6 separate regions of the Homo sapiens genome follow, and regions 2, 3, 4, 5 and 6 are each linked to region 1. Evidence: chromatin loops called from intact Hi-C (ENCODE). Cell type or tissue: PC-9. All regions are shown on one strand. Links, peaks and the distances in the headings refer to the core of each region. The heading gives the core; the rest is flanking DNA. Region 1 has its middle 65 kb from the start of LINC03055. Region 2 has its middle 84 kb from the start of LINC03055. Region 3 overlaps LOC101928004 (a long non-coding RNA gene). Region 4 overlaps RREB1 (ras responsive element binding protein 1). Region 5 has its middle 56 kb from the start of RREB1. Region 6 has its middle 54 kb from the start of LY86-AS1.

Evidence for each region. Hi-C counts contacts between places; a loop is a spot of excess contacts. Peaks named below come from ENCODE experiments on the same cell type or tissue, not always from the same donor. Only the 100,000 strongest peaks of a DNase experiment are listed, where the experiment ranks them.
Region 2: a loop joins it to region 1, with 5 times the contacts of the local background. A loop is called at or near these places in 3 of 110 quality-filtered maps.
Region 3: it touches region 1 in a loop (2.6-fold over the local background); 3 of 110 quality-filtered maps call a loop at or near these places.
Region 4: a loop joins it to region 1, with 2.9 times the contacts of the local background. A loop is called at or near these places in 3 of 110 quality-filtered maps.
Region 5: it touches region 1 in a loop (4-fold over the local background); 7 of 110 quality-filtered maps call a loop at or near these places.
Region 6: it touches region 1 in a loop (4-fold over the local background); 6 of 110 quality-filtered maps call a loop at or near these places.

The regions. Positions count from the first base shown.
Region 1 is chr6:6,818,471-6,823,297 of GRCh38, forward strand. No RefSeq gene overlaps it. Among named protein-coding and RNA genes, the nearest start is that of LINC03055, 65 kb to the right of the region's middle. In PC-9, for the core only: no CTCF peak of the experiment used is centred there; a DNase peak (open chromatin) is centred at 2,411; H3K27ac peaks cover 2,862 bases.
Region 2 is chr6:6,967,680-6,972,506 of GRCh38, forward strand. No RefSeq gene overlaps it. Among named protein-coding and RNA genes, the nearest start is that of LINC03055, 84 kb to the left of the region's middle. RefSeq lists an enhancer at 1,017-1,311. In PC-9, for the core only: no CTCF peak of the experiment used is centred there; DNase peaks (open chromatin) are centred at 1,472 and 2,292; H3K27ac peaks cover 2,513 bases.
Region 3 is chr6:6,709,699-6,714,525 of GRCh38, forward strand. LOC101928004 (a long non-coding RNA gene) reads right to left here. Exons shown (of 5, transcript NR_187687.1): 3 at 1,999-2,160; 4 at 1,174-1,283. It overlaps LOC101928047 (a long non-coding RNA gene), which reads left to right. Exons shown (of 6, transcript XR_001743949.2): 2 at 1,288-1,369; 3 at 4,013-4,176. Among named protein-coding and RNA genes, the nearest start is that of LY86-AS1, 89 kb to the left of the region's middle. RefSeq lists enhancers at 2,266-3,055, 2,396-2,455, 3,223-3,372. In PC-9, for the core only: CTCF peaks have their summits at 2,989 (motif pointing right) and 3,188; a DNase peak (open chromatin) is centred at 3,033; H3K4me3 peaks cover 487 bases; H3K27ac peaks cover 2,381 bases.
Region 4 is chr6:7,143,215-7,148,041 of GRCh38, forward strand. All of the region lies in intron 1 of RREB1 (ras responsive element binding protein 1), which reads left to right. Among named protein-coding and RNA genes, the nearest start is that of RREB1, 38 kb to the left of the region's middle. RefSeq lists enhancers at 2,305-2,975, 3,234-3,383. In PC-9, for the core only: no CTCF peak of the experiment used is centred there; DNase peaks (open chromatin) are centred at 2,247 and 2,717; H3K4me3 peaks cover 2,532 bases; H3K27ac peaks cover 3,222 bases.
Region 5 is chr6:7,049,108-7,053,934 of GRCh38, forward strand. No RefSeq gene overlaps it. Among named protein-coding and RNA genes, the nearest start is that of RREB1, 56 kb to the right of the region's middle. RefSeq lists an enhancer at 2,199-2,700 and silencers at 2,532-2,651, 2,682-3,131. In PC-9, for the core only: no CTCF peak of the experiment used is centred there; DNase peaks (open chromatin) are centred at 1,084, 1,884 and 2,894; H3K4me3 peaks cover 2,897 bases; H3K27ac peaks cover 3,802 bases.
Region 6 is chr6:6,674,862-6,679,688 of GRCh38, forward strand. No RefSeq gene overlaps it. Among named protein-coding and RNA genes, the nearest start is that of LY86-AS1, 54 kb to the left of the region's middle. In PC-9, for the core only: a CTCF peak has its summit at 2,144 (motif pointing right); DNase peaks (open chromatin) are centred at 2,180, 3,570 and 4,150; H3K4me3 peaks cover 493 bases; H3K27ac peaks cover 1,341 bases.

The DNA.
Region 1 (4,827 bases), core at 516-4,515:
CTGGGGATTTAGGACAATGAGTTTCTCTCCATTAATCTTTAATTCCTGAAAATGCTGAGGTTGCCGATAATGGTCGCGTGTGTTTCCCTCCAAATCATGAGCGGCAAGAAGCTGAAGCGCCATGGTTGCTACAGGAGGTAAAGTCTGCCTGTATCCAGCTCCCAGGTGGCATTTGGTCCTAGCAGCTGGGAGGGGACAACAAGGGCAATCCAAGGGCAGAACAAAGGAATGGGGAGAAGCCCCCAACAGCGAGAGTTTACCCTGCACCCACGGGGAGGGAAAACCAAAGCTGAACAACTCAGTGGCCAGAGGCCCTGTGCTTCACACCAAGCTCTCTGAGAAGCCAGAGACTCCTGCTGTCGGGGGGATGGTGACCCAGTGGGAATCTGCACAGGACATAGAGAGAGTGTGTTGGTGGGGGTGGGGGAAGAATCTCCCAAGAGGAGGCAGCCTCTCAGGGCACCATTCTGTCGGCAACTTCCATGAAGCCTCAGAACAGTGCCTGGCACCCAGTTAAGTGCTTAATAAATCAAAGTATTCTCCTGTCTCCTGGTCTGTCCTCTCTAGGCACAAGATTGTCCACTTTGTTCTCAGTTGGGTCTCTGTAGTTCAAACACATCTACTTCTTATGTTTGCATAGAAATCCTTAAGTCAGAACTCTGTAGTGAAATAACTAGTTAAAAAGTGATTGAAAAGGGCCAGGCATGGTGGCTCACACCTGTAATCCCAGCACTTTGGGAGGCCAAGGCCAGTGGATTACCTGAGGTTGGGAGTTCGAGACCAGCCTGACCAACATGGAGAAACCCCGTCTCTACTAAAAATACAAAATTAGCCGGGCTTGGTGGAACATGCCTATAATCCCAGCTACTCGGGGGGCTGAGGCAGGAGAATCGCTTAAACCTGGGAGGCAGAGGTTACGGTGAGCCGAGATCAAGCCATTGCACTCCAGCCTGGGCAACAAGGGCGGAACTCTGTCTCAAAAAAAAAAGTGATTGACAAAAGAAAAAGATTGAATTCCTATCTATCTAGCATTCTCAAAATAGCGAAATTATAGAGCTGGAGAACAAATTAGTCGTTATCAGGGGTTAGATATGGAGGAGGGAGTAAGGAGGTGGGAGATTTTTGCAATGATGGAACAGTTCTGTATCTTGATTATGGTGATGGTTACAAGACTCTACCACCAGTTCAGTGTGATAAGGCTGCACAGAACTGCCCCCCTGCCCACACACACACACACACACAAATGAGTGCATGCAAAGCCGGTGAAATCCAAGGAAACTCTGTAGAGTATACCAATGTCAATTTCCGGGTTTTAATATTGTATCTACTTCTATAAGATGTTACCTGGGGAAAACTGAATGAAGATGAAGGATACACAGGACTTCCTTGTACATTGTTCTGCAATTTCCTGTGAATCTATAATTCTCATAAAAAGGCTGAATCCATGTGAATGAATTACGTATGCAATTTGCTAAACAGTTAAGGTAAGCATAGATAGATATATAGAAAAACTGCGAATAATATGCACTGTTTGGCTCTGATGTTAACTTTTCACACATCCCTCACTAAACGATTGGGATAAACCAGAGCCATCACTTTGAAAAACTCCAGGGTCATCATGCATATTGCAGTCTCTATGAGGTGCACCTTCAGGAGCTGTGCCATATACAACCTGTACAATAATACACAGCAATCCTGCCTTTAGGCAACTGCTGCTAAATGATGCATCTCCATTGCTGGTTCTTTTCATTCATCATCCTGGCTTCATGATCTATTTCTGTTCCTCAAACTGCTCCACCTTTGAAGCCAATCTAGATTGGAATAATCAGTTTTGCAGCAGCATTGATATTTTTGTTACACAGAATTCTCAGTTTCTTGGTCTGTAATTGCTCAGATTTCAAACATAAAACAGACTTTTTATTAATGTATCTAATAACTCTTCATTGAGACCTTACTGTGGGCTATAAAGATTGATTTCTGTATTGTTGTTATTGTAACCATGATGAACCATAGTTCACATGTACACTTGTACAATGCTGTAGTTCGAGGCGTTTCACGCTCTTCCACCAGCTCATCTGTGACATGCTTTCTCTTTAGAGAGAAAGCTTCTCTCTGTAGCTCTGGTATATATCTAGTTCACTAATTTGTTGGCGGAAAGAGAACCTTCCAGCGTGAAATCCACCTGAAACAAGACTCCCTGCTATGCAGCAGTTGATTCTGTTTCTTTACAAGTTGAACCATCCAGCTTGGCTGGTGCCAGACTTTTATTGTTTAACCGTTTCAACCTATTGATGTGCGGGCCATTCATGATTGTGTGGTTCACAGCAGGGCTGGTCCCAGGACAAGCCCAGTGGTGACTCAGTTAAAGGGGACAGATACGGAAACAGATGAACAATGCATGGGGTGAGGAGGTGGTGGTGGCAGGGGCAATGCAGGGGAGAGGGCTGGACAGGTGAGGCAGGCCAGAACCGGTGACTCATGGGCTCCCCTTGGTCAGGAGGGCTGGAGCAGGTAAAGCCCGCCCACAGCCGGGGAACCCACACCCAGCACACGTTCTCTCCTGATCTGCTACTCCCGCCCCAGTTTCCCATCAGACACAGGAGCAAGAGATGCACAAAAGCTGCTTCCTGAGCAGCGAGTTGGGACAAAGCCAACAGGTGATCTCAGGGCTTGGCACTTTCCCCATGCCTGAAAGGAGATCAACCATGAAGGTTACAATACAGGTTTAGAGAATTAATAAAAAGGTGTGGGATGGGGTGAGTTTCAAGCTCCAGGATCCAAGTGTTTACTTTCCTAGAGCAACTTCTGTCTGAGCACCCCCCAACACACCCACCCACCCACACACACACCCCTACACATCTGGAATTTTCTCTCCACTTGCCAGTCACCAAATCCCCTCTCCACCACCACTAGCAGCCCTACTCCCTGATTAGCTCGAGTCAGTAAAAAGGCAATGTGGCAGAGGGGCTAAAAGGTTCACCTTTTCCCAGCTCTAATTAGAGAAAAGAAAAGAAAGAGAAAGGAGCTGGCTAAAAAATAAGACTTTGCCTAGACTCCACTAACCTGGCCTTGCAGCTAAAGAAAAGACTATCTTTTTAAAAGGAGGAGGAGGAGGAAGAGGACATGATGACGGGGGAGGAGGGGGAAGAGGGAGAAGGAGAAGGAGAAGGTCCTTTCATCCTTACTTAACCGTAAGACAAATTTGAATCCAGCTGCATCACTTAGTAGCTGTGTGATCTTGGACAAGTTTCTTTACCCCTCTGTGCCTCACTTTCCTCATTTGTAAGATGGAGATGATGGTGATAATGATAGTGGTGATGATGATGATGATGGTGTGGTGTTGATATTTGTGGTGATGATGGTGATGATGATGGTGGTGATGATGGTGGTGATGATGATGGTGGTGATGGTGGTGGTGATGATGACGATAGTTGTGGTGGTGGTGATGGTGATGATGGTGGTGATGATGGTGGTGGTGACGATGATGGTGATGATGGTGATGGTGATGATGGTGATGGTGGTGATGATGGTGATGATGATGGTGTGGTGATGATGATGGTGTGGTGATGATGATGGTGATGGTGATGATGGTGGTGATGATGGTGATGATGATGGTGTGGTGATGATGACAATACTACCAACCTCATAGGATTTGGGGGGAGGCTTGAAACTGTTGATATGTGTGAAACCACAGAGATATGCCTTGCACATAGGAATGCTCAGTGCACTGAGGCCATTCTTTAAAACTCTGGCTGGAAACCCCTTCACACTCCCCAGTTCCCACAGAGACTCCATCTTCTCCCTCTGCTTCTTCCTGCCTCCCTGCCTTGTGTTCTTTCAGAGTCCCTCCTGACTGTGTCTTTTCCCCATCCCCTTTCCCCCAAAAGACAGCTGGGTTTCAATATTAAAATCAGCGCTTTGGAGTCTGACCAAGGTGAATTCATATTCTTGCTCCACCCCATCCTGGCTTGGGCAGGTGCCTGGCTGTCCTCACCTGGAAACTGTGGCCTCCATCCTGCCTCCCAGACCTAGTCACAGCCATGAGGATGCCAGCCAGGAAAGTGAAAGAATGCCCGCCCTGAACAGGAGCTCAACAAATGGAGCCATTCTGCTTCCATGGCACCTGATGCCTAATTCTGCAGTTGCTCCCAGTTTCCCTCTTTTCTTCCACCCTCCAGACCATATTGTGCTACTAACAAGAACCACCACGTACTGAGCATTCGTGCCTTCCCAGCACTGTGCAAAGAATTTTGCTCCTGTAATCCTCACAACTCCTGGATTTGGGTTCTGCCCTCTGCTCCCAGAGCTCTGTCTACATTTCCCAAGGGTACCACTCAAATAACAGCGCATTGCTGTGAAGATCAAAGCAATAGGTTCACAGTGGGAAAAGAAGAGGAAGACATGAAGGGGCACCTAATGGGGTGACCAGCCCTCCAGGCTTGCCCAAGGCTGAGGACCAACCTGAACGGACGGTCACTCTAACAATCCAGTCATCCACAATGTCCAGGATGCCTGAAAATATCTTTTGCTGCTATAACAATGGCTCAGAAACCCACCTGACGATTTTGGAAGGTACTTAACTTCTCTGAGCCTCAATTTCATCATCTAAAACAGGGATAGCAATGGCTACCTCCTCACGGGGCCGCTGGAGAGATAAAAAGGGAAGAAGTGCATCCAGCATCCTCGCAGCATTCGTCTCATGGTGAGCCTTCCTCCACAGGTGTCAGCATCAAGTCCTGGAAATCACACCTGGGCTTGTCCACCTGCCAGCCACCACCCCTGGCCACTTCCTTATTCTCTCCAAATCTCAACTACCCGAACTTAATC
Region 2 (4,827 bases), core at 485-4,484, 150 kb after region 1:
CTCCTGCTTTGTGAGAATCAACAAATAGATGAGAATACTCTGTATTACAAGCAAGCATCGTGCCTGCTGGCTTTAGGCTCCCCAAAGAAATGAGATTCCAGAAGTTCATCTGTTTCAGGATTTTTTCTGTGTTTTTTTTTTTTTTTTTTTCTTGGAGAAAGGTTCTCTCTCTCTGTCACCTGGCTGAAGTGCAGTGGTGAGATCATGGCTCGCTGCAGCCTCCAACTCATAGACTCAAGCAGTCCTCCTGCCTCAGCCTCCCAAGTAGCTGAGACCACATGTGTGTGCCACCATGCCCAGCTCATTTGTTTTTTATTTTTTGCAGAGACAGGGTCTCCCTATGTTGCCCAGTCTGGTCTTAAACTCCTGGACTCAAGAGATCCTCCTGCCTCAGCCTCTCAAAGTGCTGGGATTACAGGCATGAGCTACCACTCCCGGCCTCAGAAGCTGATCTGAATAGGAATAAACGTAGAGTAAGAAGTGAGACAGAGGTTTTTGTTTTGTTTGCAGCTGTCCTTTCCACAAAAGAACTACAAAAAACACAGCACCTCCATCCCTTCTGCCTTCTAAACTAAAAAGGAACGCAGTCCACAGGCCTTTGACTTTATCTTTCTGAGCTGTTTCTAAACTAGGCTCCACCCCACCCAACCCCTTGTACCATTACCCAAGTCTGTGGTTCTCAAAGGTGGTCCAAGGACCAGCAGCATCAGCATCATCTAAGAACTTATGAGAAATGCAGATTCTCAGGCCCCACTCCGACACACTGAATCAGAAATACTGGGGTGGGGCCCGGCCATCAGTGTTTTTATCAAGGGCTCTAGGGAATTCTGATACACACTCAAATTTGAGAGCCACTGCCTAGTTCCTTATCACAGCACTTACTGCAAGCTGAGTTGTCTTGCTTATTTATTTAGATGTCTTATTTCTTGTCCTCCTTCACTGGAGGATTTCAGCTGCATGAAAGCTGGGACCTTGTCCATGTGGCTCAGGGCTCTGCACCTTCTGTGACTTAGAAAGTGGCCATCACGTAATAGGTGCACAGTAAATATTTTTCAAATAAACAAACAAATCTTCCAATGTTTGCTTGTTTTCCTCAATTTCCAAGGAGCTGGCCCTGAACAATCCCAGAAGTTAAAGCACCCTTGTGAGTCATCTGGGCAAGCAGCTGGTTATCTACTGGGTGATAAGGCTCCAAGGACAGGAGGTGAATGCTGCACAGCCTGACCCCATGTCCCCTTCGCCCAAATCCCCAAGGCTGGAGTGCCCCTTCACAATCGTGCTGAACTCACCTTTCCCTATTTCAGAGGCCTGATGTTGTTCCACCACCGAGACATCCTGGACTCATGAATGGATTCAGGATCACCAAGGAGATTTCTTGTACAGGTGAACCAACTCTTGGCTGCCCATTCCTCTGCAGAGTCCTCCCTCCCTCAGGGCACCCTCCCCTTCTCCACTAACTACCACACCCAGGGAAGCAGAAGCCAGTTGTCACTATGATGCATAAAGTCCCATCTCCAGGTTACATAGCCGAATTGTTTGAGAAGTTCTTCCCTTATTAGTCGAAAGGGCAGGAAAGGCAGATCTTGGGGGAAGAGACAAGAGAAACAGCCATTCAGAAAAAAGAAAGATCATCGCTGCTTCTCACACCAACCGGTGCTCATTTTATCTCAGGGAAACACTCATAAGCCTAAAATGTACACATCATGATGACCGTTCCTCAAAATAAGGAAACTAAGGCTTAGAGGGTAACTTTTCCAGCCAGATGTGTGGTGGCTCACACCTGTAACCCCAGCGCCTTGGGAGGCCGAGACAGGTGGATCACTAGAGGCCAGGAGTTTGAGACCAGCCTGGCCAACATATAGTAAAACCCTGTCTCTACCAAAAATACAAAAATTAGCCGGGTGTGGTGGTGGGCACCTGCAGTCCCAGCTACTCGGGAGGCTGAGGCAGGAGAATCGCTTGAAACCCGGAGGCGGAGACTGCAGTGAGCAGAGATCACGCCTCTGCACTCCAGCCTGGGCGACAGAGCGAGACTCTGTCTCAAAAAAACAGAGAATATCTTTTCCAAGATCTTACAGTGGACCATAACCCTAACTCGGCTCTGACTGCAAAGCCTTTCTTCATCTCTGGCCCCTCCCTTCCGTGGCCCTGCCAGCAGCCGTTCACCCAAACAGGGAAAGAGAGAATGCATTTTCAGGAGGGAATAAGCCAGGTGACTTGAAGAGCCAAGAGGACACCTGGCTTCTGGCGTCTCCACCCACCGCCCTGCCCTGAGGCTGCCACGCCTCTCTTCCTGGATTTGCCCTGGGCCTGCCTGGGATGGTTAATATTAACGAGCACTGAGCACCTTCAGGTTCCCAAGGCCCCTGTGGAAGGTGGGATGCTGACTCACAGCCTACGTGGCAGCCACATGTTTCCACAGCTCCCAGCAGCAGCAGCCAGCAGGCGCCTCCTATGTCCTACGGGCTAACAGGAGGAGACCCCTGATTAGGGCAAGGAAGGGGAAGTTGCTGTTTTCAATGTCTCCATTGGAGGAGGGAGGCTGGAGGGGCTGTTAGCAATGGAGGGAGAAGGAATTCTGAGCAGCTTCACAAAAAGCTTCCATGAGATGGCTTCCCACTGTCCCCTCTGCCTTTTACATCTCTAAAGGATTGATCCGCTTTTACCCAATCACACCAACTAACACGCAAGGGGAGGTTGGGATGTCGTGGCATGAAGATTTACAAAAAGCGCACTGGCACAAACGAGGAAGGGCTTAATGCTACCCTGCAGGATGCTCAGGACCTCCAAAGAGAGCGTGAGGATTCCAAAGGCCAAGTCCCCAGGTCAATCTGCCACTCACTCCACCCTCACCCTCTGTCCAAACAGCACCTGGGGCTTTCAGGTTGAAAGGTCTCTAGGTGAGGATGGGGATACTGGGCTCCCTTCTTCCTGCCCCCTGTGTGCCTCTCATCAAAACCAAATGAAAACGTGATGTACAATTACAAACACAAGAGACAGTAGGACCAACAAACTTAAATCTCATTATCCTGAATGGAAGCTTGCCCTGCTTCTCGGGGATGCCTTTGAATCTAAGAGACTGGGAGATGCTGAGACAGGCATGGGTATGTTGGCACGCGTGCAGCCATCCTCTCTACTGTGATGTTCCCAAGAGTGTTAGAAACCTCAATGAGTTCAAATAAAGCCACTCCCACCCCTGAGCAAGGGGTACTGGAGGAAGGTGAAATCGGCTCAGGGTAGTTCAGGGAGGAAGGCGAGAACCACCCCTGGGCAGAAGGGAGGATGCCAGGCACCGGCCACAGTCAATCTAGCCCTCGGCCACAGCCCTGAAATAAAGCCCTGGCTTTCGGGAGCTGGAACTCACATCGCTTCTGCGCCGCTGCAACATGCCTGGATGCTCTGCGCTGTGGGCGCTGGCTCATCGCCCCTCTGATTCACACCGTTATTAAACCAGCACTCGGGCAAGAAGCAAAATCGTCCAGGGCCCAGCACTCTGGGCAAAAACTGAAGAGCACGCAACCTCAGAATACACGGATGGGGAAACAAATGGTGTGGCTGCTCAGCCCACTTTCCGTTCCAAATGATGTCTACATGTCCCCCTGGAGCAGAGGAAAGCCACAGGTGGAGAAGCCGAGCTCTCTCTGGACTACACTGGCTTCTCCCTGGCATCACCCTTTCCCATTGCTGTGACGCCCTGACTTAAGCACCAGAACTAACCCACGGGGCCGCAGCATCCCTCGCCAGCCCATGCCCCAGCTGCAGGTGACATCACGTGGCTGACATCAGGCCTGCAGTCTGGGTTAGCTGTGCTGGGGGCCCAGAAGCTGTGGCTCCCTCGCACGACCCTGGTTTCGACAGTGGGTTAAAGTTCAGAAGCGGCCTGGTAAAAACATCCCTGGTGATAAGCTGCACCTTTCCTGGCAGATAACCCCAGCACGAGTGAAAACATTTTACAACACCTCTGAGCTGTTCTTCCAGTAGCCTCACTCATGAAGGCCTCTAACCAGCCTTTCTGTATTGATCACCAATTACAACTGCATTAACAGAATTTTAACATTTTTTTCCAAAATAAACAATGAGCTTGGCGTTTTATTTTCCAACACACTGCTTCAACATCTAGCTTATTTTTAGTGAAATAAACCACCCTTCTTCCAAGCAGTGTTTTCAGAGGTAAAGTCAAGGAGATTTTTCTGCTTTCAGGCTGCTCGTGGAATCAGGGTTTAGGATTCACCAAGCGGACCTAGGAAATGTTGATATTCAGAGTCACCCCTGAGCTCCAGTTGCTGGCATCAGGGAGACAGGCATAGGGCTCTTCCAAGGGGACTTGAACTTTGTCGTCTAGCCAAAATGTTCAACCGGACCTAGAATCTTTAAGGATCCTCTAGCATGGGCCATCAAAACATCCAAAGGGGAGACTGTTACTAGGTGTAGCTGACTTGGGGTAAGGGGGTACAGGATACAAAAATGCAACCCAAGCCTTTGTGAGCTTCCAGGGGAGTTCAAAAGACAAGAGCAAAACACAGAAAAGGTAACAGAAATACAGAGTTGTTGGACCCAAGGCCTCTCCAATATGGTCATTGTTTAGATGGAAAGCGAGCAGCTTAGATTTTTAAAAGCGGGTTGGGGGTTTGCATAGAAGACAGGGCAGGCCAGGAGCAGTGGCTGTCACTTGCAATCCTGGCACTTTGGGAGGCCAAGGTGGGAGGATCACTTGAGCCCAGGACATGGAGAGATTCCATCTCTCTAAAAGAAAAAAAATCTTTTTAATTTAAAAAATAATAAAGAAGAGTAATCATTGTGGGCTGTGGGTTTGGAAAGGGATGGTGA
Region 3 (4,827 bases), core at 587-4,586, 110 kb before region 1:
GTTCTGCCTACTTACATTGGCTTTGGGGTAATATCTTTGATTTCTGATCAGAAGCCATTAACATAATTAATAAAAGCAAAAGTGGCTCAGTCATCAAATATAAGATCAGATCATATACTTTGTAGAGCTTTAGCAACTCTCGCAACTGACTCTCTGAAAATGTCCTTCCTAACATTTTCTAATCTATGTCTATATTGAGAGGCACATTCATCTCTGTGTTGTCTGCCGTCTTTTATCTTTGACCAATCAGTTTTCCAGGAGCCACAGTGGGAATGGATTCTAAAGTCTCTCCCCTATAGTTCTGGCCTGTATCAGGGTGTTCTGATTTCCTTGGAAGTCCTCATGAAGAGTAGCCCGTGTGGCTTTTCAAACCATAAGGTGGCATCTCTGGTACCCATTAACAGCTGCAAAAATTGATAAAGTTCAGGGAACCCAGGAGAATACGCCCCAAGGACAAAACCAAATGGATTAGTAAACTCTTCCCTGGTCTGTCTGAAAAGCCCTTCACAACTGCATATGGACCTGAGTGAGTCCTTATTCAATTCGGCCCTCGGGTCATGGGCCTTCTATCATGATGGGGAAGCACCAATACATCAGGATGAGGTAGGGAAGTAGGAGCAGGGAAGATTGGGGAGCAGGGGCTAAAGGAGGAAAAAAGTCCCTCAGACTAAGGAGGAATACTGGGTAGGGGGGAAAGCATCAGAGCAGGGCCCATAGAGGGGTGGGGCAGGGGGAGAAAGGGTTGAGAGGTTTTGTTAAGGGTGGAGGAGTGGGAGGAGAGATTGGTAGTGAGAGACGTGCTTAAGGGACTGCTCAGTTTGAAGTAGATTGGAGACATTTTCTCATGTTTCAGCCTCCTTGGACCAAGCAAAATAAGCTGACCTTTGAAGAGAACAGATCTTGAGGGGGATCTGTAGATGGACACAGGGAGATTCCAGGTGCCTCAGAGGGATCAACTTGCAGTTCCAAGTTGTCCTCAGGGAAATCTTGCCATTTTTTGGGATAATGAACTGAATTCTCATCACAGTGGAATACGTATCATCGGAAGGGATTTTTAAAGGGCAGGGTGAGAAGTGGATTGAGAATTTCGCATAGCACCAAGGTTAAACAGAAGCCAACTACGAAACAAAGCCAGAAGGGCACTCAAGCAAATAATCAAAATCAAATCCTTACCACGCTGCCAGGGACCGATATATCCAGAGCATGGGACCAGGAGCTGGACTCACGGTGGGATCTCTGATCAGTCACAGAAGGAGCTTGACGAGCTCATGGGGTCTCTCTCCCTAGGTGGAGAAGACAGGGCTCCAAATGGACTTCCAGTCCCATCCACGTCACAGAGGCAAATTGTCAGAGACAAAGACCTAAGCCGGTAAGCAAACTGACTTTATTCAGGTTATTATATTATAGTCGGGAGAGCACCCAGATCCCAAAACCTGAGTGTCCTGGCAGTTGGTTTTGTCTAGACTTTTATAGGGAGGAGTGAACCAGTTCCAGGTGGGGGTGATTTTACAGTTGGCATGTTTATGTCATCAGGAGGCATCTGTCAATCAGCTGGACAAGGAGTATCTAGCTGTTTCTAGCTTGTTTGGAGGGACAAATAGTTCAGCTAATCATTTAAGAAACAAAGAATGGTAATTTGGAGGGTCTCTGTGTCCTTATCACAGGAAACAAGGCAGTCACCCATGACTGTTACGGAAATCACAAGAACGAGTATACGGCATTTATGAATGGACCTACTGGTGTGCTAGTAGGGCTGCCATAACAAAGTACTGCACAGATGGGGCTTAACCAGAGATGCATCGTCTCACCATGCTGGAGGCTGGAAGTCCCAGGTCAACACATGGACAGGGCTGGTTTCTCCTCTGGCCTCTCCCCTCAGCCATCTTCTCCCTGTGTCCCCACATGGTCTTTCCTCCATGTGTCTGTGTCCTCATCTCCTCTACTTATGAGGACACCTGTCAGGTTGGATTAGGGCCCACCCTAGTGACTTCATTTTACCTTCATCACCTCTTTAAAGACCTCTTCAAATACGTTCACACTCTGAGTTACTGGGGGTTTGGACTCCAACATCTGAATTTTAAGAGGACACAACTCAGTCCGTGACAGCGGGTCTTCTCGAAGTCTCGTGGGGAAGAGTGGTTCTTTGCAGTAAGTCATTTCCTGGAACACAAAAGGGTGGGAGACATCTGACATACAAGTGTGGGCAATTGCCCTTGGCTGTTGTCCAGAGGCACAGGGCTCAGGTGCAGCCCTGCACTGTCACAGGGTCCCAAAGGAGGCCCCTTGGTTTGCTGTGCTCCACACTCCAAGCTTCCACGAGCTGATGGGGGAGGGGTGAGAAAGAACTCGCAAGGGAACCGAGACCTACTGAAAAAAGGAAGAAGTGAAGACGATGTCTACGGGGCTGAGGGATACAGGGGAAATGTGGTTTGAGGTTGACAGAGGGGAGGGGGAAAGAGCCACACGGCAGGAGGCTGGGCTGAGAGAGATTCTGAATGGTCTCCAGGAGGCACAGAATGTGAGAGACAGGTGAGGGAGGGAAGATTTCCCCCACAAATCTTCACCCTGTTAATACATGTGGGCTCAGCCCCACAGGAGTTGTTCGGTGAGCACACACATTACTGTTGAAGACTGGAATCTGATTTGTGCAACTCTGTGTTCAGCCCCTGCTAAGAAAGGCCTGGGAGCAGGGTGCATGAAAGGGTCTGCTTCATTCTGGGTGCCCAGCCACCAGCAGGGTACCACTCCTGCCAGACGCATGGGCAGGCAGCTCGCCTCGTTCCTGGACTGTGAGCTCCCTGAGCACCAGGAACGACCTACTGCTGCCTTACTGTTCCCTCTGCACACAGCAGAGGCTTGGATGGAAGGAATTCCTGGGTCCCTCTGAAAATGTTCAGGCATTAGTCACGTATGAATCAATCTAGACCTGTTTTTGCGTCCGATTATGTTTTCAACTTGCACCACCTCTTGGGGGCACTGATGTCATAATTCTTCCATTCCCCATGTGTCCTGACCAGGCAGGAGCTACGTGGCTGTCTGAACTCTTGTGGGTTTGTGATAAATGGGCGAGTGTTGAAAGAGAAAGGCAAACAAACTGCTTTCCCAAAGAAGTCGGGAGACGCCCTCGACAAGCCCTGGACAGAGCAGAGAATGGGCTCCGCCAGGAGCTGAGGAGAGCCTTGGGGAGGCTTCTGTATCCAGGGACCTCAGCCTTACTGCACCTACCCTACCAAGCAGTGCCCTGAGGACCTGAACTTAGCCCTGTGTGTGGACGTCTGTTGCAGAATGCGCCAAGTGCCCAGAAAAGAGACCAGGGAGACAAAGGCAGCAGGGTAGGATGGCAGAGGGGACACCTCCTCCATCCAGCCACCTCTGTCTGGTGCTTAGGCATCTGGGTGCCCCACACTTCCTGTGCTGCCCAAACAAGCACCAGCTCGGTTCTAAAGGGAAGTAAGACAACACGCACAGCAGAGGCCTGGAAACGGCCAGGGAAGGAGGAGAGGCCAAACGTTAGCATCTGAGTACTTTCTTTTTGGGAGGTGCTGTGAGGCGTGCAAAAGCGAACAGTAATGGCTCTCAGTAACCTCAGCAAATGCCAGCACTCAGCAGCCGCCCTTCCAGAGAGGGGTCGCTGGCAGCTGCAGCATCAAGCGGAGTTGCTGCATAGGATGCTTTTTATAGTGCTGTTTGTCTTCACGGTTCTCCAACAGATGAGCTGGAGGGTGGATGTTTTTAAGATCCATTTGTGTACCGTGAAAGCACATGGCCTGTCTTCCCAAGAGTTTCTGCATTTCCAACTTCTTAATCCACAATAGAAAAAAGTCTAGAAAAACTAATGCAGTTAGAGCAGGTTTTCCTCGTGCCAGTGTCCTCATATCCCACCCCCCCCCCCCCGCTAAAAATGACTCCCCAAGGAACTCCAGCAGAGTGTGGTATTGTCTCAAGATAAAAACAAAAGCAGTAGAGCCAGAGATGGGGCAGAAAAAGTGAGATGAGACATTTACTTCCTCAGGTCCTTTTCCAGGAGTAAATGACCATCGTGCGCCCATGGGAAGAGTGCTGCATCCACGGAGGACATGGGCCAACAGTGCTCTCAAATGGGTTTCATGAAAGCATCTGTGACTCATCCCTGTTCAAGAATGTTTTCATTACGATTCAGCAGAAGCGATGTGCCAGGTCAGCAAATACAACTGCAAAACCGGGGCCTGCCAGCCTGGCCAACACAGCAAGACCCCGTCTCTACTAAAAAGTAAAATTAAAATTAGCTGAGTATGGTGGTGCGTGGCTGCAGTCTCAGTTACTCAGGAGGCTAAGGTGGGAGGGTCACTTGAGTCCAGGAGGCCGGGGCTGCAGGGAGCCGTGATCGCACCACTGCACTCCAGCCTGACGCCGTCTCAAAAACAAAACAAAAAAAACCCAGGGCCTGAATGCAAAGTGAACACTTGCTCCTGTTAATCGTAGCACTTGCATTACAGGCCTGGTGGCTCCTAGCATCCGTCCGCAGCACAAGGCCATGTTGTGTAGTGGCACATCCCCAGTCCAGCCGCGGGGAGCTGCCTGCAAGGGGAGGTGGTGAGCAAACAGCTGCGCAGCAGCAGGGAAGCGTCATCTCCATCTCACTTCATGGCCCTCCCCAGCTGCTGCAGAGATGCTGGGGGTCCCTTCTACAGGCAGGCCTGTGTTCTAATGAGAGCCAGGAGACTGGCAAGATTAAGCAGAGTCCTCATGAGTGATCTGGAAAACCTCACTGCACTTTAAAACAGATCCCTAGATTCTGGGCTTCACCTCATTTAAAAAGGACATTGTGTATACTGTTTCAAGTAAATA
Region 4 (4,827 bases), core at 369-4,368, 320 kb after region 1:
AGCCCTGATGGGCCTTCAGCACTGGCAGGTGTAAATGCGGCTCATTAATTTTTTAAGAAGTTGGAACTCTGACAGTTTTCAGGGATGCTGAGTAGCTGGTACCAGATGTTTCTTTTGTTAAGGGCATGGAGAGGCAGTGTCACAGGTAATCAGGCTATGGTCGTTCACTCCCTTGGTCTGAGACTATGCGTTTTGTGGTGCTGAATGTTTTCTTAAACCAAGAAGGGTGTGGGGAGGTGCATGTTCTGGTTTCTAGTTGGGCTTTCCCCCGACACTGGCTCTTGCAGTATTATCTTAGGTAGAGGTGTTGACTCAATTATCATTAGACCCAGCTCCTGTTGGAAGAGAGTAAATGGTGCTTGGGGCCTCTTTATCTAGACCGTTTTGCCACCGCTGAAGTGACAGCCTGTGCTTCTAACTGAATTCAGTCCTTTTTTTTCACTCCCTTTCTGTGGAACAACAGCAAAGTCGGCTGCTCATCATTCGGGTGCAGACTTTACAGCCTCTGAACAGCCTCTGCTTTTGCAGTTTATGAATGCACCATTTGTTGTTTTGAGCACAACTGTTAGATACAACTGGCCTCTGCAGCCCACTCTGCCGGCGACCAGTGTGCATCACTGCAGCCTTTTTTTCTTTCTTTTTTTTTTTTTTTTTTTGCATAGGCCAAATTTTTGCTTTAAATACCACCATTTTGTCCACACTAGAATTTCTTTGACCCAACTTACATTTTTTCAAATGTAAGTTTCAGAAATAAGGTTTTAATTTGCTCAAACTGTTGGTCTAGGGATCCTGAATAAGTGCAAGTATTTTACTTTATTAAAGGGGGAATTGTTTTTGTGGCTTGGTTTTGCACACTTTTTTTTTTATATTCTCAAACATGTGACTTCCAAATTTTCCTTTAAATTGGGTTGAAGTTAGAAAGTTTTATTATTTCCTAAGTCATTATATTTTTTCTTTTTGAGCTTTATGCACAAATAATGTTTTCAGTTTAGAACTTAAGATCTTAAATGTTCTCATAACAAAAAATAAATATATGAGGTTATAGATATGTTAGCTTGATTTAACCATTTCACAATGTATACATGTATCAAAACCTCACCTGTACACTGTACATATACAATTTTAATTTGTCAACTATATTATAATGTGAAACTTAATTTTTAAAACTGAATTTAAGGGAAACTGTCAAAACCAAACTTTACAATGTGGTATTGAAGAGTATTTATAAGTAACTGTTTAATTTCTCATTCTTCTGCTCTTGAAACATGGTCTTATCCAAAGGTGATAGCATTAATGTTAGGATTTTCACTTCTGTTTTGTTTTTCTCACATAGACATTCTTTGGCCCTGTGTAATTATATAGGTGCTGTGTTCTCTGGTTGTATACATTGACATTATTCCTTTTTTTTTTTTCACAAATTATTTCTATTTCTTTGTATTTTAGTTAATGAAGTATATTTTAATCTTTTTCTACTGTGCTTTACATATTCAACAACTGGTTCAAATTGTCAGTTCTAACTGCTTTTAGGCCTTGCTTCTCCCAAGGAGATACATTTCTGTTAAGGCAGCAGTAAACATCTTACAGCAACCAACTCTATGTGCCTTGGTATCCTGGAGCTTCCAAAAATGAAACAGTCACTTGTTGAAAATGAAGAAGCTTTCTGTAGTTGAATTTTGAAGTAGATATATTTATTTGTTGTCCTTCAGCGAGGTTATGAAGGCCCTGGGTTACATCTGCATTTTTTATAAAATTGCGACATACAAACATAGTTAAGGGGGGAAAGTGTAATCTTTTGTGAGAGTCATGCTTTCTTCTTCGTCTCACCGTGTAGAGGGGAAGATCTGTCTTTTTATGATTAAAAAAGACACCCATTCTTTCCACTACCTGAAGAATCTTGAAGGTCCATGTGAAGACAAAGCAGCCATAAACAACAAGTTAGAGGGAAAACGAGCTTGTGTGTTAGTGCTTCCAAGAGCAGTTTTCTCAGCTCTGATCTGTTGTAATTTTCAGAGCAGGTTTACATGTGTGGTCGCATGTTTTGGTGGTTGGTTTTGACCTGGACCTTTCAACTGAGCAAAGTCTCCTTGGACTTTTCTCCTTTTCCCATAGTTTCTTGCTGGCTTCTACCTGTGATTAGTATGTGTGTTGCTTAAAATGGCAACTGAAACATCACCAGGAATTTTCACCAGGTAGAAACTGCTTTTCCTGTATCAAAACAACCAGTACAGCTTAGCTGATGCTTCTGTTGCTAAGCAGGTAAATTTCTGGTCTTCAGGCTGCCCTTATTAACCCTGTAAATGCCTAATGTCAACCGAAGAAGAAGAAGAAAAGAACTTGATGCTTCCTTCTCACCTTAGTGCTTTGTTCAAGTGCGTGAAAACTGGACCTAGCTCAGCCTAATTTCCATGTATCTATTTTAGAGGACCTAACCTCGATTAACCTATTTTGCAGGGTCAGGAGGAGAATTGGGAGATGGAGAGGGCCTGTGAGGTTGGTAGTTTCCAGTGAAATGTCAGCCCCAGTAGCTGATAGTGGAAGTCTTATACTAGATGACCAAAATTATGGGTTTATTTCAGCCAGTAATGGGCCCCGTCTTTTTCTTTGGGACTTTTCTCTGCCTGTAGCTGCCCCTATGCCTGTGGGGAGAAGAAGAGGGAAGAAAGGGGTTGCTGTTTGCATCTATTTGCCAGAAAGGAGTTAACAGAACATACCGCAGAACAGGTTGGGCAAGACTGTTAAAGCCAGTGCCTTCCTCTCTCTTTCTCTCTCTCTCTTTCCCTACCCCCTACGCCACCTCTCCGTATCCCTCTCCTTCCTGCTCTGCGCACCGTCTCCCCACCGCCCCCCAGGACTTTAATACATCTTCAGACTATACTCCCCCCACCAACACACACACACAGATACACACACACACTTCAGTATCTGGCTTTCCTTCTAGGCAGAACATGGATGTGAATAAAACACTTTGTGGAGCCTGTTGTGTGAGAAGCAGGCAGCGGCTGTGGGCCTCAGCCTTGCCATCTGTTTCTAGAGCAGTCTGTGGCCCGCTTACCATGCCCTCTGTCATGTAACATAGGCCCCATTCAGCAGCAGCATTCTTGAATGTGCATTTATGTCTCTGTGGGACCGGGGGTAGATGGCCTGAGAGGGGGAAAGCAGGAGATGGGAGGGGAGGAGGCGAGGTGGGGACGGAGAAGGAAGTGTGTGCACACGCAGACAGCCTGGGAGGGCAGTGAGGTGGAGTCACTGCAACTCGGTGCCAGCAAGTCAGGAGACATTACTGCTGGAAGTATCCACAGTTAGCTCTGACTTAGGGGACGTCTTGTGGCCATAAATGTGGAGGAACCGAGCTCTTTAAAAGCCAGTTTGGGTCTGATATAAGTTCTGCTTCGTGTTTGTGTCCATTCACTCCGTAAACATACCATATATAGTCATGTTTGAGCTCACTATAACACACATTGCAAGGGAGCCGCTCATAGTGCACACATCCTTTGGCTGTTAGAAGCAGACTCACATAGGCTATTTCTGGTGTGTCGTGGCTTTCTTCTTTCTTTTTTTTTTTTTGGTGGGGAGGAGGTGGTGGGGGAGGGAGAGGAAAAGGAGCTCTTTTTCCTTCCATCTTCACACTGGTTGGAAGATGTTTCTGATTCTAGTTTGTCTGGCACTCTGAAAGCTAAGGAACTGTATTGTCATGGCAGAAGAAACAATTCTCTGTGTGCATCTGTTTTAGAATGAAACCGTACTTTTCTTAGTATCTTAACATCACATGCATTTTGTAGTTTATGGTCTCCAGTCTCCAGCTGTTTTTGGAGCACCTTCTAACTTTGAGAGGGTGAGCTCTAGCCTGTAAAATGGACTGTGGGTGGCTCGTGGAGAAGGTGCCCTGGTGTGCTTTTCTGTGTCCTCTCTGGATTCTCCCTGAGCTGTCCACCTCTGAAGCCTGCTTCACCTTCAGACTGCCAGGGCAAGACATGCAGCTTCTGCAGAACTCATGGCAGCCGTTTTCCACTTGGCCGAGCTGGGTCTGTGAAGCAGAGAGGAATCAGTAATAGGAAAGAAATGTAGTTGTTTTTTTCCCCCTTAGAATACCTACCATACTGCATTTCAGCTTGGAGTGCGCAGCATGAGGCATTTGTGGTTCAGAAAAGAGGTCTTCCTTTTTCCTCCTCCTGTTTTCTTTTCCTTCCTTCTCCCCAACTCCCCAAAGGCTTACTGCCTTTCTTCTCAGGCCACGTGTGTAGATAACCTTTGAGGAAAAGATGGTTTCCGTGCTGGGATATTTGGATATTACCTAAAGGGACAAGATGAGCCCTTTCTTTGCCTTGTTTTCTTTCTCTGGCCTCATCAGAGTGAATTATATCTGACTGTGTGACAGTTAATTGTACCATCCATCCCGTGTCCTAAGCTGATAAGCCCCTCTCTGTCTGCCTCCATCAAGCTTCTTTGTTTGAGAAGTTCCTAATGCAGTAGGAGAACAAAGTGACAGTTTTCTTATTTACTGAAGTCTCTAAAGCACATTCATAATGCTCTTCATTGTATCTTTCTTATAACTTCATTCCTTCAACTTAGGTAATTAAATTGTTCCATAGTACCAGTGATTGATAAGTTAAAACTTCCTCAGAAACATCAGTGAGTTCAGGAAAAAAAAAAAAAAGTTTGTGTTTTAAGCTGCGTGTATTCATTCCAAACTATTATTGGCTTGGTAGACAGTATTCACAGTAAGACACTGGACACTGCTGGATTGCCAATTACCATTGTGGATATAGCAGTTGATTAGCTAGCTGACTCAAAAGTAGTATATTGCTTATGTAGAGGTCGCTTATTTGG
Region 5 (4,827 bases), core at 358-4,357, 230 kb after region 1:
GGACCACAGGCACATGACAACATGCTCAGCTAATTTTTTGTTTTAAGTTTTTTGTAGAGATGGATTTTTTCGTTGTTGCCCCAGGCTGGTCTCATCCTGACCTCAAGAGATCCTCCTGCTTTGGCCTCCCAAAAGGCTGGGGTTACATGTGTGAACCATCACATCTGGCCTTCTATCTCCAATTTCATTTGTCTTTGGAAAATTGTACATGCCTCCTGCTCTTTTTTTTTTTTTTTGAGATGGAGTTTCACTCTTATTGCCCAGGTTGGAGTGCAATGGTGGGATTTTGGCTCACCGCAACCTCCACCTCCCAGGTTCAAACGATTCTCCTGCCTCAGCCCCCCGAGTAGCTGGGATTACAGGCATGCGCCATCACGGCCAGCTAATTTTTTGTATTTTTAGTAGAGATGGGGTTTCTCCACGCTGGTCACGCTGGTCTCCAACTCCTGACCTCAGGTGATCCTCCCGCTTTGGCCTCCCAAAGTGCTGGGATTACAGGCATGAGCCACCGCGCCCAGCCTAGAGTACACTTTCATGTGCTCACCACCCTTTCTTATTTTTCTATAACAATGTTTTGGGGGACTTTTTGTAAGTAATTGGGGAGTGGCTTAGTGCCAGTCTACTTTAAATAAGACATTTTTATTGACTCCTACAAATTAAAATAATGCAGGAGGTAGTGTAACATGGATTAGATATATCAGATGCATGAATTTTCCGACATACTAAATGTTCACTGGAACCAGTTCTCTAAAGATGGTCCTGATTCAGTTTCCACTACAGCCAAATGTGAACAGGTCTGCCTCTGAATGTTTCCTCAAATGGTCTTTCTCTTTTTGGTAATTATACTAAAATTTAGTTTATCAGTTGATGATTCCTAATGACACCATTTTGAAACGTGAACACTTCTCTCAACCCTGTTCAAATCTGGCACAATTCCTAGAGCAGCAGAGCAGCAGTACCCAGAAGGAACACTAGCCCTGGGCAAAATCCTCACCAAAAAAAACCAAAAAACAAAAAACAAAAACGGTGACTGAACAAACATACTTAGGAAAGTTTTCATATTATAAACTCTTCGTGGTGATTCACAAACACCTTAGCACATCAAAGATTCTGAAAGGCCTTACACTGCTGTATTTATTTCTTGTGTAACAAATATACTTGATTTAACTTGCTTAACTCAGCATTTCTCAAACTTCCTTATTTTATGGACCACTAAGAAAGAAAATCATAGCCAATTAAACTATGACCCAATGCTAAGATGGCACCAAATAGAAGACATCAGAGATGTTAACATTCAAAACTGTGTATATCTGGGAATAAATGTGTTGTGATATATGACCACAGAGCCCTTTTTTCAAATATAACTTAAGGCCATATTGAAGATTTAGTTCTTTGGAATGGTATTCTGGAAAACTACGCTCTAGCCTAGACTTTCATAATTATTTCAGAGGAAAAGGGTAGAAGGTTATTTTTTTTTTCATTAAGAAGTAAAAGAAAATAATGTCGTGGGATTAGAGAAAAGAGAAAAAGAAGTAAAAGAACCAAAAATGTTGAATCCAAAAAAAGAGAAATACTGTTCACCCGTTCGTGGTGTGAAATAAATTGACCTTATCCAGTTAAAAAGTAATTTCCAGGTACACATCACAATGTAACTGTCCAGCTGGCCTCATGAACATGCAAATCTCTTTAAATTAAGATGGCATGTAATTAAATCGTTCAGCTGGTTGCCAGGCTTCTCCGCGCAGGTAGTTTACTTTCGCTTGAAATAACCCCTTTGCGTCTGAAGATCCCCACACCCTGAAGTGACTCAACTTCATAACACCACCATTGAAATCTCTAGCTTTACAGGCAATAGGCTTGGCCGGAGAGCATCAGTAACTCGGCAGTGAGTCAGATGAAGAGCTCTGGGGAGGAAGGTTGGAGGCTAAGTTTGCTTGCAGGGAATGGGTGCGGTTGAGCGCCCGGGCCTGGCCAGAGCCTCCCAGTTTACATCCTGCTTCCCTGTTGCCAATCCGACTCCCGGGAGCCGCCCTGAAGGGGTGTGGGCAGAACTTCGGGGACATGGGGTACCATCCCAGGCCGTCCCAGGTTCCCTGTACTTCTGGATTTAGCCCCACTGAAGCTTCAGAATGTCTGAACTACATGAATTCACCTTCCGGGACGCGCACCTGGGACTAGCGAGACCGGCAGGGCTTTGCGCGGTCCTTAAGACCCGGAACAAACACCTGATGACCCCGGGGTCACCTTCACACTCTCCTCTGCCCCACACCTCGTAGCCCCCGCCGGCGGCCTCCTTCCAGGCTGGGGCCTGCCTCTCCAGGCGGCGTCCCCCGAGGGCGGCTGCGGCGCGGAGCCGGGCGGTAGGGCAGCAGCCCTGCGGCGGCTCGGGAAGAACAACTTGTGCGAACTGGGCCGCGCTTCCCCCGGGCGCTGCATCCGCCTTCCGAGATGCTGGCAGCCCGGGACGGCCTAGCGCGGCCCTCTCCTTATTTATCCACCGAGCACAGTTTCCATGGTTCCGCCGCCATCCTTCCGCCCCCTTCCTCGCGCGGAGCCCAGCGGCAGTCGAGGGCCTGGCTGGTGTGGGGCTGCGGGGTGCGTGCGCGGCGCGGGGCCCGGGCGTATTTTTCAAGCCTCGGGGCGCGTGGGTGCGCCCCCCAACTCCTGTCCCCCGAGAGGCTGTGCCACTTCCGCAGCCCCAGCCCAGTCCCTTCCCCACTGGGCCGCACCTCCAGTCTGCCCGCAAGGCGCCGCGCAGCCCCCGGCCCGGCCCGGTGGCGCGGGGGAGGGGCGCGCCGGGCAGGCAAAGTTGCTGAGTTGCTCTGCACGCTCAGAAGTTGCAGCTGCGACGGCAGCTTCCCTCCCCCTTCCTGCACTGGGCTACCCGGAACGCACACCCACCCGTCACCACCCGCTACCTGCCCTCGCCCCTGCGGCCCCGGCCGGGACTCCACAGCATCCCCACCCTGCGCCCGCGAGGAGCCCAGGTTTCCAGCGGAGTTGGGCTGGGGGCGGGCGCACCCCATCTCCCCGCTCCGCCTCGGGGGAGGCGGGTGATGCGTGGAGGGGGTGGTTAGGATCCCCTCTACCGAGTCGCCGCTTGCCTGCGGCGCTTTTGCACTTTCCTAAGCTGAGCAGCTGTGCAGGCGTCGCCCGCCGGCCCCTGCGCCCTCCTAGCAAAGCGGGGTTTGCAGAACGGGAACTGGGCGGTCTTCCCATTCCCTCCCGCAAGGAATTTTGCTGTGAGGGTGGAGAGGGGGCGGCGGGGGGCTCGGCTTGGGGCTGAGGTTGCCAACAGGTGCTCGCGGGTCCATGTGACCGAGGAGGGAGCGCGCAGGGAAGCCGGGGGTGGGGGTGGGGGCGGGGGCAGGCTCCCTCGGCGTCCCCCCCGTAGTGCCCGACGCCGGGTGCACCCAGCCGGCAGCTGTCTGGGGAGTGCTCGCGGATGGCTCCTCGGAGCGCTGGCGCCCTCGCGGCCTGTCTGGGAGGAGGAGGAAGAGGAGGGGGAGGGAGGGGACGCGAAAGTGGGTCAGGAATGTAACTGGATGCTGCATACCCCCCACGCACACCCCCGCTGTGGCCGACCGAGGCGGCCAGCTCCAGCCTTGGAAAGCGAGTCATTTGCTGTTGTGGTTCCCCAGCATTATCGGTGGACGGTTACCAGGGGATCCCGAGGGATGTGTTTCCCTGTGACCCTTTGGGAAGGAAAACTTGGTTGCCTCAGTAACCGAGTTTGGCTTGGATGCAATGATGCAGTGAGTGTTCTAGGTGAGCCTGGCCGAGAAAGAGGCTGCAGTTGCACTAGGGGGTGGATTAACTTTTCTTATTACCGAACCAAGACGTGAAAGGAAAGCTGGGGAGGAGGTGGAGTTTTGCTCTGTGTTTGTTTTTTTACTATTTCAGAGAATACGAACTAAACGTTTTTGCGTTAGGGTTTGTCTTCCAAATGCACGCCCGGGCTGCCATACATTTACCAAAGTTTTACTACTCACCACTTAGTTCATACAAAGGTTTGAAGCTGATATCCTAGAGTTGGAAGGAGCAGGGGACAGTGACAGTTTTGTATTTGAGGAAGGCCTGAGAAACAAACGTGAAAAGGCCTTTATTAAAAGAAGAAGAAAAAAAAAAAACGACCCTCCTCAAAGCAGAAGGAGAGCAGCCCAGTTCCCTCATGAGCACAGTGGCATCTCACACCCCAGGCACGTGATGATTTGGAAAGGGAGGAATGGAGATTTAAAAGGGATGGGCTTTGGGTTTGAATGCTAGCGAGACAAGCAAAATCAAGAAAAAAAAAAAAAAAGATGAGACTGCAAAGGGAAATTTAGCTGTGTGAGTGTATAGCCCAAACTCTTCTTGAGCACCCTACCTGGTTTTTGTCCCATTTTTTTGCATCCGGTTTTGTCCAGTGGACCTTAGTCACAAGGTGTAGGCAGGGCTGCTGAACCAAGGCCCAAAGAGCAGTGAAGCTGCAAACCCAGAAGCAATGTGCAACTGCTGGGACTTTTTATCTAGAAGCAAAAAAAGGGGTGTGTTATCCTCTTAAGGGTTATCTGAAAAGCTGACTTAGGCTGTAAATTTCTGTATCCAAGGCACTCTAAAATAAAGAAACATACATTGAGATGTATTTTACTTTAAGGAGTATATAGTATATTCTTAGGAGACAGAAACTAATCAATTGAATTATATTCTAAATATATAAAAGTAGAGGTTATTTTGTTGTGAAAACTTTTGTGGAGATGTAATTATCCCCAGTCTACATTTATTTACTTATTTATTGGTAACTAGGTAAACCTTGCTGAAGTTGTCTCACTAGTAGAATGAGAATAA
Region 6 (4,827 bases), core at 263-4,262, 140 kb before region 1:
AAAGAGGAAACCCAGCAAAGGGTAATATTTATTATGTTCTCGAGCTTTGAAAACTTCAAAAAGCATTCATTTAGAGAAAGTTAGTTTCCAACAGACTAGACAGACAATTAAAATCAAGCTGGTTTCCCCCTTGGTCCCTTCACTCAATAAACCCTGTTAGCCTCTGGAGCCAATGCTATTAGCCTGGAATGCGGTGGGGGGCGCTCTTAGCTGCTGTCTCATGTGCTGTTTTCAAAGACTTCTCCGTGAGGAACATCAATGGTTTCCTTCTGTTGCCCTGGCTAACTAAGTGGAACACCCTCTTAGCAACAAAAAGGGGAGATTTGCTAGCACCTTCACTATATGCAGCAAATATCATCTCCCAGTAATAGTCCTAGGTAATTAAACTTTTATTTTTCCCATGATTTATCGTCTGGGAAATACTAACTCTGTTAAACTTCGGACTTTACATATAAAATGTAAAATTTTTTTCAGTTTGGATAAAGTTCTGTTATAAGTAACTGAAAATCAAGCAGAGACATACACAAGTTAGAGGTTTATTTCTCTCTCCAGTAAACCTGGGAAGTTCATGGTGGCCCAGTTCACTAGGACTTGGACTTCTTTTATTTTGTAACTCCATCATCCTCACCTGTGGCTTCTGCCTTTTAGTCCAAAATGGCTGTTTCAGATCTAGTGATATCATCACATTCCAGCCAGCAAGAAAGAAAAGAAGGCAAGAAAGTGATAGCCCTCTTCTTTTAAGGACCCTTCTGGAAGTTGTATATACAACTTGTACATATTGGCCAGTAGGCCACCTGAGAAGACTGAGGGCCTCAGTTCTTTCCTAGCTGTTGGCTGGAGGTTGCACACAGTTTCTCATTACATGGCTTTTTCAATATGGCAGATTGCTTTATGAAAACAATATTCAGCAAGACCCAAGCTTCAAGGGGGGATGAGAAATGTAATATTTGCTCTCAGTTTCTGTGGTAGCCATGAAATTATGCCTCTCAGATGTCCGACTAAGGAAACGTAATTGTCTGAAGGCCCCAGCTGCTGTCCTCTGGAAAGGCTGAGGGAGGAGGGTTGCTTGACTTAGGAAGTCAAGGCTGCAGTGAGTTATGATCGCGCCACTGCACTCCATCCAACCTGCTTGACAGAGCAAGACCCCATCTCTAAATAAATTTTTAAAAATACAATCCGCCAGGCACAGTGGCTCACTCCTGTAATCCCAGCACTTTGGGAGGCCGAGGCAGGCGGATCATGAGGTCAGGAGATAGAGACCATCCTGACCAACATGGTGAAACCCTGTCTCTAGTAAAAATACAAAAATTAGCTGGGTATGGTGGCACACGCTTGTAGTCCCAGCTATTCGGGAGGCAGAGGCAGGAGAATCACTTGAACCCGGGAGGAAAATATTGCAAGGAGCAGAGATCGCGCCACTGCACTCCAGCCTGGCGACAGGGCAAGACTCTGTCTCAAAAACAAACAAACGAAAAACCAATCTACTCCAAAAATACTATTTAAATAACAGAAAAAGCCTGTTTCTATTTCTGTCAATGTATGTGTATTGCATGTATGTTACAAATAATCCTTTTCCTAACTTAGAACTTATATTTCTACAGGGTGAGGGCTTATGTATAAAACCAATATAAAATAATGAAGAGGAGAGATACCAAATCTTACATCTTTTCCTTGTACAACCTGAAGACATGCCTCAGACCCAATAATTTTTTATATTGCAATTTTCATTTTAATTCCTTAATTTTGTACTAATTTTCCAAAATGTTTGGTAGATTTCCCTCAATATGCTAAGAGGTCAGCTTAAGAGAATGGGCAGGGGGTCTTGGAAACTCAGATAAGGGCCTTGACACTTATTTTGGGCAAAGCTAACACTGAGTCACAGGGTTGTTCCAATGAATTATTTTCCCTGTTGCCTCAGATGAGAAAAATTCACTCTGATTTTATTTCTTATTCTTGTGTCTGCTTTATCATCACAGTTAATATAAAATATGCCAATAAATACTCTATCTAAACAATAAGTCTTCTCATTTCCTTTTTGCGCCACACAGAACTTGCAGAAAATGGGGAAAACGGGGCTACCTTTTCTTAAACCAGTTTGCCCAGGAAGCCCATGCTGTGTAGTTCACAATTTCAGCCAGGAGGTGGCGGTAGTAACCAATGGCAAAATCCTGAGACACTGCCTCTATCAGCTTCTCATTGTCCTGCGGACGCTTCCTGGATCTAATCTGATGCTTATGAAAGTGATTTCCTTCTTTCGAAAACACCAGGCCCAAACAAAAACTAACTTCATCCTGCAGATAAAAACTGTATGTGCCTTACAAGTTGTCAGACTCCTCCAGACCTTCAATCAATATTTTCCCAGCAGCAAAATGCAGCTGCACATTTTAGGAAGCAGAGTGGGCAAATTCCTTCTGCGGAAGCCCATGAACCATCAGGCCTCCCCCTCAGGGTGGCAGGAAGGTGTGGAAAGGGGGACTAAGCAATCCAAGCTGCTAGACAATCCGAGCTCCAGGGAGGCCAAGCACATTCCCCCAGTTTGTGCAGGAAACAGCAGGGAACTGAAAAAAGGGTTCTGTTGAGATGAGACTGATGTTCCCAAGTCCTGAGTCCTCAAACCGAATCACTTTCCGGCAGCAACACCTGTCTTTAGCATGCAAACATCGGTCTCATAGAGTCTTCCCTGAAAGATGTTTAATGATCATGTCATTACTGTCACTCTTTTTTTTTTTTTTGAGAGTGAGTTTTGCTCTTGTTGCCCAGACTGGAGTGCAATGGAGCGATATCAGCTCACCCCAACTTCTGCCTCCCAGGTTCAAGCGATTCTCCTGCCTCAGCCTCCCGGGTAGCTGGGGTTACAGGCATGTGCCACCACGCCTGGCTAATTTTGTATTTTTAGTAGAGACGGGGTTTCTCCATGTTGGTCAGGCTGGTCTCAAACTCCCAACTTCAGGTGATCTGCCTGCCTCGGCCTCCCAAAGTGCTGGGATTACAGGCGTGAGCCACTGCGCCCAGCCACTGCCACCTTTTAAACTACAGAAGATGAGTGTGCCTGCTCAGACAATGAAGGACTCTGAGGGATTTGGAGAGCCACAAGGAGTCCAGACCTTAACCTGAGGGCAACAGCACCATTAAAAGTTTCTAAGACAAGGAGGAACACGGCTCCACCAATTTACAATGGCTAAGAAGAAAATAAGCTCGTCGGAAGGCAGGAAGTTGAGTCAATTTTCTATCCATGAATCTCAGCATTAGGTTGTTTTTATTGAACTTCTGATAGTACATCTTGAAGAATGCTAAGGAAAAGTCTAGAAAGGTGCTCTTAGTCTCCTTTCTCTACTGCAGAAGCCCTTTGTGATCTCCAGGGGAAGCAGCCCCCGTTTCCATATGGTCCCAGGGAGACGAACGACGGCAGAACATTTCATGTGCTGTGGAGGCACCTAGCTTCAGAATGTGAAAAAGTAACCAGAGCTCTCAAACCTCCCTTTCCTCATGTGTTAAATAGGGATAATAGTCCTTACGTCAGGGTTGTTGGGAGAGTGAAATGAGATCACATATGTGAGTCACTGACCTACAGTAAGTGTTTGGTAAACAGTAGTTATCATGGGCGGAGGCCTGACCTGGGAAACGGTCGGCAGGCACAGTAAACTCACCAGCAGATGCTAAAGGGAGCCCCGAGGCTCATCATACCCACCACATGTACACGCATACACACATACACACACACGCACTCATGCACACACACAAGCAGGCACAGAGCATCCCTCCTACATCTCACACATGCCAGGTCTTCCGGGAGTCACTTCTGTGCTTCAGCCAAGATGCCCTGGAAATTTTCCTTTTCTCACCTGCATGAAAATGCTTTTGAGGCCCCCCAGCCTCCGCCCGGAGTTTAGCCCCTTCAGACTCTGCACCCCTGGGGGTGGCCCTGACCCACCCACCCCTGGAGCCCACCATTCCAGGGCTCCCTGATTGTTTACATGGCAATAGAAAGCTTGAGATCAAGCTGAGGTTGCGGCGCATATTTGAACTACAGGGAAGGGAAAGTGTCCTGCTGAGGTTTAGAAGGAAGGTGGGGACTCACAGAAGCCACACAATGAAAAGTCACTGATGATAAATGCCGATTTCACACCCGTTAACCACGGAGAATGCGCCTGCACCAGGCCCAGGTGTCTCTTGACGGAACGAGGTGTGCCTCTCCCCGCGGTGTGCAGCCTGCCCTGTTCTTGCCCTGCAGTCTCATGGGAACTTGCACTGTTTACCAGAGCTAAGTCGGAGTTCATCAGCATTCACTCAGACCTATTCCAAGTGACTTCTCATGCCCAACCAGGCAGGGACAGGATGGCTCAGTCCCCTGCATAGAAACTTCCAAAGTTCTAAAAGAGTCTTACAGCAGAAAGGAGTTCAGTGCCAGGCCTAAATTGATTCCTTTAACAAAACCTGTGCAGGTTCTGGCTTACAGGACTTGGTTCCAAATGTTGGTTTGGAATGTCACTTCCATCAAAACAATGACTCTCAGGGTGGGTGTGTTTCCAGGATTCCCTCAAAAGACAGTTGAGCCCACTCTCATCCTCCCGCAGAGCCGGGAAGCCAGGGAAAGCCTGGCACATTGGGGAGACTGAGTCAAGTTCAAAATGGCCAGAGAATTGATGAGGAGGGCCAGGAATGGAGAGAGAAGAGAGAGAAAGTACACAGAGGCCCATCAGATAATGAAGGACTTTGGAAGCCACTTTAGGAGTCTGGACGTTACCCTGAGATAATGGGGTGCCATGGAAGGATTTTAAGTAGAAGCCCCACTGATCAAAAAGGCTGAAACTCTTCTCCCTTCAAAGT